2 separate regions of the Homo sapiens genome follow, and region 1 is linked to region 2. Evidence: read pairs that join two places in POLR2A ChIA-PET (ENCODE). Cell type or tissue: OCI-LY7. All regions are shown on one strand. Links, peaks and the distances in the headings refer to the core of each region. The heading gives the core; the rest is flanking DNA.

Region 1 (5,377 bases), core at 119-5,118, 280 kb before region 2:
CTGGACGCGGTGGCTCATGCCTGTAATCCCAGCACTTTGGGAGGCCGAGGTGGGTGGACCATGAGGTCAGGAGATCGAGACCATCCTGGCTAACACAGTGAAACCCTGTCTCTACTAAAAAGACAAAAAAATTAGTTGGGCGTAGTGGCGGGTGCCTGTAGTCCCAGCTACTCGGGAGGCTGAGGCAGGAGAATGGCGTGAACCCGGGAGGCGGAGCTTGCATTGAGCCGAGTTTGTGCCACTGCACTCCAGCCTGGGCGACAGAGCGAGACTCCGTCTCAAAAAAAAAAAATTACCTGAGCACGGTAGTGCATGCCTGTAATCCCAGCTACTCAGGAGGCTAAGGCAGGAGAATCACTTGAACCCAGGTAGTGGAGGCTGCAGTGAGCTGAGGTCACGCCACTGTACTCCATCGTGGGCAACAGAATGTGATCCTGTCATAAAATAAATTTAAAGTGTCATTTCATTTCTCTGATGATTTGCCACAGAGACCACAGATGTCTCGGTTATTATTGCAGCCTTCTGCTGTATTTCTGATCTGAGCTTCGAGTGATCTGTTAGAGCTGGGTAGGAATGCATGAGAGTTGCTAGTGAGACAGTTATTGATGGGTATAACTCTGGAGTCTTTTCTTTCAGATGAAGAGCTTGTCATCAAAGCTGAAGGCCTTGCTAGATCCTCGTTGTGCCCTGAGGTTCCAGTCCCTTTCTCTTCTCCACCAGCAGCAGCAAAGGATGCTTTTTCAGATGTGGCTTTCAAAAGCCAGCAGTCTACATCCATGACACCTTTTGGACGTCCAGCCACTGACCTGCCTGAAGCCTCTGAGGGACAAGTGACTTTTACTCAGTTGGGTAGCTATCCCCTCCCACCTCCAGTTGGCGAGCAGGTGTTCTCATGCCACCACTGTGGCAAGAATCTCAGCCAAGACATGTTGCTGACCCACCAATGTAGCCATGCTACTGAGCACCCCTTACCCTGTGCCCAGTGCCCTAAGCACTTTACTCCACAGGCGGACCTCAGCAGCACCTCCCAGGACCATGCCAGCGAGACACCCCCCACCTGCCCACACTGTGCCAGGACTTTTACTCACCCATCAAGACTTACCTACCATCTTCGGGTCCATAACAGCACTGAGCGTCCTTTCCCCTGTCCTGATTGCCCCAAGCGCTTTGCTGACCAGGCTCGACTCACCAGCCACCGGAGAGCTCATGCAAGCGAAAGGCCCTTCCGCTGTGCCCAGTGCGGCAGGAGCTTCAGCTTGAAAATCAGCCTCCTGCTCCACCAGCGGGGTCATGCACAAGAGCGCCCTTTCTCCTGCCCTCAGTGTGGCATTGACTTCAACGGCCACTCGGCCCTGATCCGCCACCAGATGATCCACACAGGCGAGCGTCCTTACCCCTGCACTGACTGCAGTAAGAGCTTCATGCGCAAGGAGCACCTGCTGAACCACCGGCGGCTGCACACAGGCGAGCGGCCCTTCAGTTGTCCTCACTGTGGCAAGAGCTTCATCCGCAAGCACCACCTAATGAAACACCAGCGCATCCACACCGGGGAGCGGCCCTACCCCTGCTCCTACTGTGGCAGGAGCTTCCGCTACAAACAGACACTCAAGGACCACCTCCGTTCAGGCCACAATGGAGGCTGTGGGGGTGATAGTGACCCATCAGGTCAGCCACCCAACCCACCAGGTCCCCTCATAACTGGGCTTGAAACTTCTGGCCTGGGTGTCAACACTGAAGGTCTAGAGACCAACCAGTGGTATGGGGAAGGGAGTGGAGGGGGAGTTTTGTAAATCCAAATCTCTGTGGCTTCATGCTTGTATATGCTCACAGCAGGGCACAAAATCCAAGAGAAGGTCTGTGAGCCCCATCCAACACCCACAGTAATTATTATCTGGCACATCAATGAATTTGGGGTCCTATACACTTGACTAGAGACATGCTTGTGTTTTGGAATTTCACACCCTTACAAGAATACCACATTTTGAAACCCAGAAAGACCTGGAAAGGAGCCCAGCATGTCCATCTTTTCAAAGATACAACAAAAGCAGAAGTTACAAGAATATTGCGGAGAGGTTGGAAAGCAGGATTTAACCTCTAGTTCTCTTGTTCTCAGAGAACAGCAGGTTGATAGTAGATTATGTCTCTAGGTAGAGACAGATACATGAGAAGAGCCTCCAAAACTGGAAGCCCATCATAAGGCATGAGAATGTTTAACTATAAAGCCTTTTATTAGTTCTTTGATAGCTAAGATGGTTGTTGGAGAAAGTGCTTAAGCCACTGTTTATGTTGCTGCCTCCTCTCTCAAAACCAGCCAAGATCTGTTCACACACCTCTGTGGCTGTCTTTCCCTGAAACATGGTAACTCAAGACTGCCTGCCTAGGTTTCTTAGATTAATTATTCACATAAATTTTGTTTAATATTGGTTGAACAAGAAATCTGACTTTAAAAGATTATTAAGGAGAATATTCCTTAACTATACTGGCTTGATTTGAAACAGGCTCTTATTGCCATTTAAACTGCCAGAAATCTTTGCCAAGGTCCTGGTTAAAAAAATTGGAAACGGTTTTCTTAGCCCCAGCTTTAAAAGCTAGAGATCTCAGAGAAATAGCTGGCTTAACAATGACAGAACAGCTTAAAATTTGTGCCTACACCATGTTCTGAGAGTCGTTCACATCAAATTCTTATCTTTTCCAAGCCAGTAAGTTGGCTTCTCCATTCCTGGTGTCTGATATTCTTGACAATCATCAGCAACAAAGATCACAGCACTTTCCAGAAGCATGGAGCTTCAGAAAGTGCCAGTGAACTCTTGGTCCTCAGTAGTGAGATGATAACAGTGTTATAATGCAGCTTCCTTGAGCCATCAGAGAGAGTGTATGTTCACCCTATCTGGCTGTATCCCATTGGCAGTGGACAGATTGAGGAAATTCCTAGATCACTGAGAGCTAAGCACCATGCATAGACAACAGTTTGTTCTTGCCTGTGTTGCTTTTAGGGACTTTGACTACCACATGTTCTTTTCTTGGGGTGATTTAATCACCTGGGAGCATCTGAGTCTGCTCCTAAGTGGCTTTGCAACTGGGCCTAAGTTCTGTTTCCTTTATGGATCTCAAATTTTCATCTGCACAATGAGGCTGTTGAAAGGAAAAAAAGTGAGCCTCTAGGAATTATTCAAAAAAAGTCTGTGATACATTCCTTTTCCTGCCAAAGTTCTGTCTCTGTCTTTGGCTTCTGTCCAGGCAAAGCTAAATAAGACAGCAAAGTCAAAGCAGATAAATTCTTGTTGAAACTTGACTAAAATTTATTTGATTTGTTGTTTTACTCCCACTTGGAATCCTGAGGTAGAAGACAGAATGCAGAAGTCTTACATCTTGGGCAGGAAACTGGTTTATTCCTATACTCTTGTTTCCTCTGCTTCTTCCTGAGGTCTAGAACAAGGTCTGGAAATGTTTAGACAGGATATTTTCTTGATGAAGTGATAAGGAAAGGACCCATTTTTTTGCTCATCACCTAGCCCATCCTTCACTCTCTCTAGTTATGCATAACAACACTAGAAGAAGGTGTTAGCCCAGCTAACTTTGCTTCTGGGAAGGCTATGTCTGAACATGTTGCTCTGTAGGATAATCACACTTAGAAAACATCTGCTCCATGACATTCACAATACCAGGGACCATGGGAGACACAAGAAATGTGTGTCTGCTGTCATAACTTACAGTGAAAAAGCCCAATAATACAGAACAAGACATGATGGGCAATACCCTAGCATATTGGGATTAAGAGCTTTCTAGCCAGAATCTGGACCTATACCATGGGAAAATTTAGGGGTGCTGGGAATCCCAAAGCCAAGGTTCTGGCTTCATTGGCAACCCACTAGGAACTTGAATGTGAGATTCAGCTCTAGTTTGCACCTTGATTTCCCCAGTGAAAAGGGAGAAGAGCCAAAGTATTGTCTAGGTGCTGAGTTCCCTTTTCTGAGTGGATTTCAAGCATTTGCCAGGGTATGCTGGAGGAGGGACTCCTAAAGTAGGTGAGATGTGGGACTAGGTAACACTTTAAATACTTTTTTACTCAAAGATTTGCCAAGAACACAGCTTATTAGTGAAAGAGACCTGTGGATTGAAATGGCTGCAGATAGATCCCGCAGTCCCTTCTGAAAGGAACTGTGTAGCCAGCAGGGACCTAAACTTTGGCAAAAAGTGAACACAATTCAAATACGAATGAAGGAAGAGCCCTCAGATGGAACGAAAGGCGATGTGCAAGGCCATCCCAGAGAGACGGAAGCAGGTGCGATACTAAGCCTCAGCCCAAGAATAAAAGAGAGTTCAACTGTTACTCTTTTCTTTCATCAATCCCCTATCAGTTAGAACTGCAGGCCAGTTCCAAAGAGTGTTTGCTTAAGATTCAAAAGTGGGTAAGTAAAATGGATCAGTGGGAAGGATAAGGTGTCCAACAGAAAGTGTGGAGGAGAAACTCTTGGCCTATCAAGTGCTCCTGAGAGAAACCATGCAATTTAACACTTCAGTTAAAGAAATACATGAGAACTGCTTGTCATGACCAGACAAGATAGGAAAGGGGAAACCCCAGAAACGTGCTCTTCATCTGTCAGCCTTTTGGACCAAGAAGCTGTCACTATCACACATAAGCACCATTCCCTTAGAGTGGATCCAGGTGTTGACTATAACCAGATTTACTCTTTGCTTACTAGGTTTTCCATTGTCACCATTGGATGAACCTCTGGTTTAGCCACAGTTGTGAAAATAAATGGAAGTTGGTTGATTGTCTAGAAAGTGCAAGAAGATGGCCCTGCTCCTTTTCTGCTGAACATTTAGTATTGGAAACTCCTACTTCCCTTTTCATTAATAATGTGTGCAAGTTTCCTATTAGCGGGGAAGGTGTGGGGCTCTGCTGGGCTTCTCTTGAGCATATCTGAGAAGTGATGTTCATGTCTATCTCAACCAGGACCAGACCCTGTGACTTACTCGGTAATAACAGTCCACACAAGCCTCGTTGATATTAAAAAAAAAAAAAAAAAAGGACCTCATTCCAAATGGAATGGGAATCCCTAATTTCTGCTCAGATTTTCTCTGAGGAGGGGCAGGACTCCTGCCCTTCCTCTCATGTCTTAGCTTCTTAAACTACAAAAAGCATCCTCAGTGACTGCCTGAGGGCAGCTCAGTAGCCATGAACAAAAGCATCTTTCTTTCTCAAAAATATTTTCTTACGGACAAGGACCTCTGATGTCACCAAATATGTTTTTTTTTTTCTTTCTTTGTGCCTGATTTTTTTTTTTTTTTTTGAGACGGAGTCTTGCTCTGTTGCCCAGGCTGGAGTGCAGTGGCACGGTCTCGGCTCACTGCACTCCGCCTCCTGGGTTCACGC
Region 2 (5,377 bases), core at 204-5,203:
GGGCCGGGCGTGAGAGCAGCCTCCCTCGCACGGACGGCGGCGAGGCCCGTAGCCCTCCCCCACCGCCCGGGTCAAGACGCGCGGGCCCCCTCCAGGGCGCCCCCACCCCCCGCGCCAACGTCGTAGCGTTTCTGCCCCTTACCGAGATCCCAGGCCGGGCCGCCGAGCCCGGGACACGCAGGCCGTCCCCGGGGCCCCGAGGCCGCGCGTCCGTGCGCGCGCGGGCCGCCCTCACAGGAGCCGGGGCCGCCTCGGCCATGGCCCTGCGCTGTCCGGCCCGGGCCCCCGGAGTCGCCGCCGCTACTGCCGCCGCCGCTACTGCGCGCGGCCCCACGCAGGCCCGGCCGCCCGGCGCTCTCCGCAGGCGGCGCCGGCCCAGCCCTGTCTTCCCCGCCGGGGCTCGCGCGCGGCCGTCGGGCCCCGGCCTGCTCGGGGCGCGCGGGGCGAGCGGGCGCGGGGTCGCGGAGCCCGAGCGGCGGCGTCGGAGCTGGGCGCGCGGCTGTGCGGGCGGCCCGGCCGGCTGCGTCCCGGCGGCGAGCTGGGCCCCGGCCCTCAACGGCGGCCCCCGGCCCGCGCGCCGCCCCTCTGCGGCCGCGGCTGGGACCCCAGCTCCGGCCCCGGCCCCGGCTGCGAGCTGCGCTGCCGTCCCGGCGCCTCTTTAGCAGGGGAGCTGCACAGCAGCTGCCATGTTGCTACAAACTGCATCCTGGGAGGCATGTCCCTCTCAGGCCGTTTAAAGAGAAACACTCCGAGGCTCGTCGGAGGCTGCCGGAACCCAGACAGCTCCATCTACAGCCGGTAGGAGCGAACAGTGTCGAGCGAGCCGCCCGGCGGCGACGGACACGCCCTGAGCCCGGGCCAGCCCGTCGTGGAGCCCGGGCCGAACCGCCGGGGCCTCCCACCCTCCAGGACCCTCCGGCCTCTCACCTGGGGTCCTCGCCTGCCCAGGCACCCTCGGGCGAGGCCGGGAGGCGCGCGGGCGGAGGCGCAGTCGGAGCGCGCAGCCCAGGCGACGTGCTGGGGTCTGGAGGCGGCTTGATTGGCTCCGACAGCCTTCCTCCCGCCGATCCCCTGCGCCTCTCACACCCAGAACCCGGGGTCGTTCCCTTTCAAAACCTGCGCTCACAAAGGGATCTAAGAAACCCGTCACACCAGAGAAAGCCCGGAGTTCATGTGACCAGCTCAGTGCAGCCCGGGTTCCAGGGACGCGGGCTGTGCTTCCAAGGGGAGCCAGGGGGTTGGGTGCTTTTGTGAAATGCCCGAGTGTTGTTTTCGACATGAAAGGACCGAATTCCTAGAATCAGACCCTGCTGGGGCTGGAAGTGGCCAGACGGGTCATTTAGGAGGAAACTGAGGCCGAGTGGGCAGCGACTTGTTTACCCTCAGTCACAGTATGAATGAATGCTCTTTGTAACCATGAGAAGTCCCAAAAGAAATGCAGGAGCTTAGAGTTGAGAACTCCCCTTCCTGGACAGGTCCACTTAAACATGTATTAATTGAATACCTACGAGGTGGCGAGAACTGGGGATGAATTGAAAAGGAAAAAAAAAGAAGAAACTATAGGCAGGCGTCCTGGTTACTAGCGATGAAGCCCAACTGGAACTAACTTAAGTGAGGGAAGACGGCGGGGGGGAGCAGAGGACATTGTGTTTACCTAATGGAACCCCAGGAGTGGAGCTGGTCTTGGAAGGCAACAGGACTCAGTATGCTGGCAGCTCAGATAATGGAAAGTTATGGCCAGACGTGGTGGCTCATGCCTGTAATCCCAGCACTTTGGGAGGCTGAGGTGGGCAGATCACGAGGTCAAGAGATCGAGACCAACCTGGCTAACGTGATGAAACCCTGTCTCTACTAAAAATACCAAAATTAGCTGGACGTGGTGGCGCGGCCCTGTAGTCCCAGCTACTTGGGAGGCTGAGGCAGGAGAATCTCTTGAACCCGGGAGGCAGAGGTTGCAGTGAGCCGAGATCGCCCCACTGCACTCCAGCCTAGGGGACAGATCAAGACTCCGTCTCAAAAAACAAAAAAAAGGAAAGTTACAGATAGAGGTAAGGCCAGAGCTATGCATCCTGTCCCCTCCCTTCCCGGAGGCTAGAGTTCTCACCCAGGTCTTTATGCATTAACTAACATGTGTGCATTCGTAAACAATGCACACTACTGGTTTTGGTATTTTTACATTTTATGTGAATGATATTATCCAGTCCCTATCCTGTTGCAACTTGCTTTTTTCCATGGGTCATTTTGTTTTTGAGATACAGACATGTTTAAACAAGAATATCTGGTTCATTCATTTTACCCACAATATAGTATTTCATTGAATACATAAACTACAGTTTACGTTCCATTCCCCCTAGAGGAATGAGAACAAACCTGCTGCCAGCGACATCTGCATGCATGTCTCATTGTGCACTGCTAAAGTGCGTCTCTAGAGACGCCTAGACATGGGACTCTGGATGGCAAGAGCACCTTCATCTTTCCCCGGCTTCCCGAACTGCTCACTGAAGGGATGGTGCCTACTTACACACCCACTATCGTGTGATTTTCTCTTTCCCCATCCTGGCTCATACTTACTGATAATGGACTCAGAACGTTTGCCGACATGATGACTGTGAAATGGTAGCTCATTATTTTAATTTGTATTTGTATTTCCCTGATTAATGAAGTTGGACATCTTTTCATGTTTACTGACATTTGGTTTCTTCCTCTGTGAATTTCCTCTTCATATCATTTGCCAATGTTTCTGTTGTGAGATCTTTTTCTTATTGGCTTATAGGTATTTCATTAAAAATCTATTCTGGATCTTAATCATATCACCAAACATTTAATGTGATTACTAATACGATTGCATTTAAATCTACCATCTTACTAGTTATTTTCTGTGTGTTCCAGGTGTTCAGTGATACCTCTCTCTCTCTCTCTCTCTCTCCCCAACTGCCTGCTTTGAGGTTGAGGTTTTTTTTTTTAATTCTATTTTTATATTAGTATTCTATTTCTTAGTAATTTCTATTTTTCACCATTCTCTTACTAGTTACATATAATTTTAAATGGTTGTCCTCAGTTTTACAATATACATCTTTAATTTTCTAACAGTCTACATAAATTATGCCACTTCACATATGGTGTGATAACCTTACAACAGGTTATCCCTACCATCTTTTATACTGTTGTTAGCATACATTTTATGTTTATGTATATAATCTCCACAATACCTTGTTAGATGGGCAGATGGCAAATATCTTCTCCCAGCCTGTCTTTTAACATGTTTCATGGTAAGTGTTGCACAAACATTAAAATTATTTAAAGTATTATTTATATGCAGTGTAATGCACAGATTTCAAGTTTATGGCTTTTCTAGCTTTGACAAATGCAAAGACTTAAGTACTCCATACCTGCCATCAAGATATAAAACATTTCAGTCGGGCATGGTGGCTCATGCCTGTAATCCTAGCACTTTGGGAGGCCGAGGCAGGTGGATCACCTGAGGTCAGGAGTTCGAGACCAGCCTGGCCAACATGGTGAAACCCCATCTCTACTAAAAATACAAAAACTAGCTGGGCATGGTGGCGGGCGCCTGTAGTCCCAGCTACTCTGGAGGCTGAGGCAGGAGAATTGCTTGAACCTGGGAGGTGGAGGTTGCAGTGAGCCGAGATCATGCCACTGCTCTCCAGACTGGGCAAGAGAGCAAAAAGTGTCTCAAAAAAAAAAAAAAAAAAAAAAGATATAAAGCATTTCATTACTGAAGAAAGTTCCTTATGTTTTTTTTCAGTCTTTGAGTTCTGATGAATCCATGCATCTGTGTTCTGCCATGGTAGATTACTTTTGCCTTTTCATAGAAATGGAATCATACATATACACTCTTCTGTATGTAGGTTCCTTTAGTCAGCATACTGTTTTTGAGATTCAGTCATGCTGTTGCATTTTCAGTAGTTCAGTCCTTTGTGTTTCTCAGTAGTACATATTTCATTTCATAAAATGACATGCTTAATATGAATTTACTCCTATAATTGTGTATACTCTTGGTTTATTTTCCCCTCACAAGATTACCAACTATATATTTGCACATTAATACTGAATATTGTGTAATCAGCTGCAGATTTTTGTTATGAATTTATCACAATAGGAATTGTTTCAAAAACAGTATTAAATTGTTAGCAAAAAGTGTTTTGTATTTTCTTCAGTAAATGGTTCTTCTTTTTAAAAACATTTTGTATATTATTTTATTATTTCTTTCTGATTACTGCATTGTGGTTTTAAAGAGTAGCCTGAGTAAAATAGGTTATTTGGAATTTGTTGTGATTTGCTTTGCAATCTATTTTTGTAAATATTCCATGTATACTTGAAAAGAACAAAATCTCTAATTATTTGGATAAGACTAGTTGAATATGCTTTTGAAATTTTCTATATCCTAATTTTTGTTTATCAATTACAGAGAGAAGTATGTAGAAATCTCCCATTGCGATTTTTCCTTTTTTTCTTTGTAATTCTGCCGTTTTTTGCATTATGTATTTTGAGTCCACGTTGTTAGAAACATAGAACCTCATTTTTTTCATAACATTGTGATCTTATTTATCCTAGTAATGCTTTTTGCATTAAAGCCTGTTTTGTCCAGTAATATTAATGCTCCAGCTTTCTTTTGGTTAATGTTTGCTGGTATGTCTTTTTCTGTCCAGTGAGTTACTTTGAACTATTTTGTGCCCTCAAGTTTTAGGTCTATCGCTTGCAAACATCATGTGACAGGATGTCAAGCATCATTTTGCCTGTGTCTGGGAATTGAGGCTAAGGCTCAATACTAAGGACAAAAGATGTGAGGAACCCCGCATTTTAACTTCATGTGGCCAAAAGGAGTTGAGACAGTCACTCACAGAGCTGACCAGGAGGTACCACCTCAGGACTGGCCCACCACTGACACCCTCCCCGCTATACACAGAAAAAGAAGACTTCAAGAGAGGGAGATTGTTGGCTATTCCTTCCCTTTCTACCACATGAGAGTCTTGGTCTCCTTTTGTGGGAGCCCAGGACATGGCTCATGAGCCTTTTCAGTCTCCATGTTCCACTGTAGGGAAGAAGAGGAGGCCTTTGATATGTGTCTCCTGAAGTGTGTGGATGTACTGAATCATGGAAACAGACAGTATTTCATGTCGATTTCTGAAGAAGTAACTCATCAGAGTAGGGCTTAAGGCAACATAGGGGGCAGGCGGGGCTATTCCCACTCCATCCCAGTTCCTCTCAACCCGATGGTGCGATGAGACCTCATCAGCTTCCTTGCCTCCCTGGGACAGAGCACACAGATGAACGGGAGGGGCAGGGACTCTGCGGCTGCTGTGGGCCACAGGCCACAGGATGAGATGTCTGCCCCTGAGAAAGAGTTAGGGTCAAT

The links. Peaks named below come from ENCODE experiments on the same cell type or tissue, not always from the same donor. Only the 100,000 strongest peaks of a DNase experiment are listed, where the experiment ranks them.
Region 1: POLR2A ChIA-PET joins it to region 2 with 6 read pairs; 5 of 35 experiments call an interaction of 5 or more read pairs at or near these places.

What each region holds. Positions count from the first base shown.
Region 1 is chr7:149,178,012-149,183,388 of GRCh38, forward strand. ZNF398 (zinc finger protein 398) reads left to right here. Exons shown (of 6, transcript NM_170686.3): 6 at 637-5,031. The coding sequence ends at 1,790. Among named protein-coding and RNA genes, the nearest start is that of ZNF282, 15 kb to the right of the region's middle. In OCI-LY7, for the core only: no CTCF peak of the experiment used is centred there; no DNase peak of the experiment used is centred there.
Region 2 is chr7:149,459,888-149,465,264 of GRCh38, forward strand. It overlaps ZNF777 (zinc finger protein 777), which reads right to left and starts at 1,175. Exons shown (of 6, transcript NM_015694.3): 1 at 928-1,175. RefSeq lists silencers at 1-195, 206-285, 576-645, 816-1,155. In OCI-LY7, for the core only: CTCF peaks have their summits at 809 and 1,011; a DNase peak (open chromatin) is centred at 744; H3K4me3 peaks cover 1,146 bases.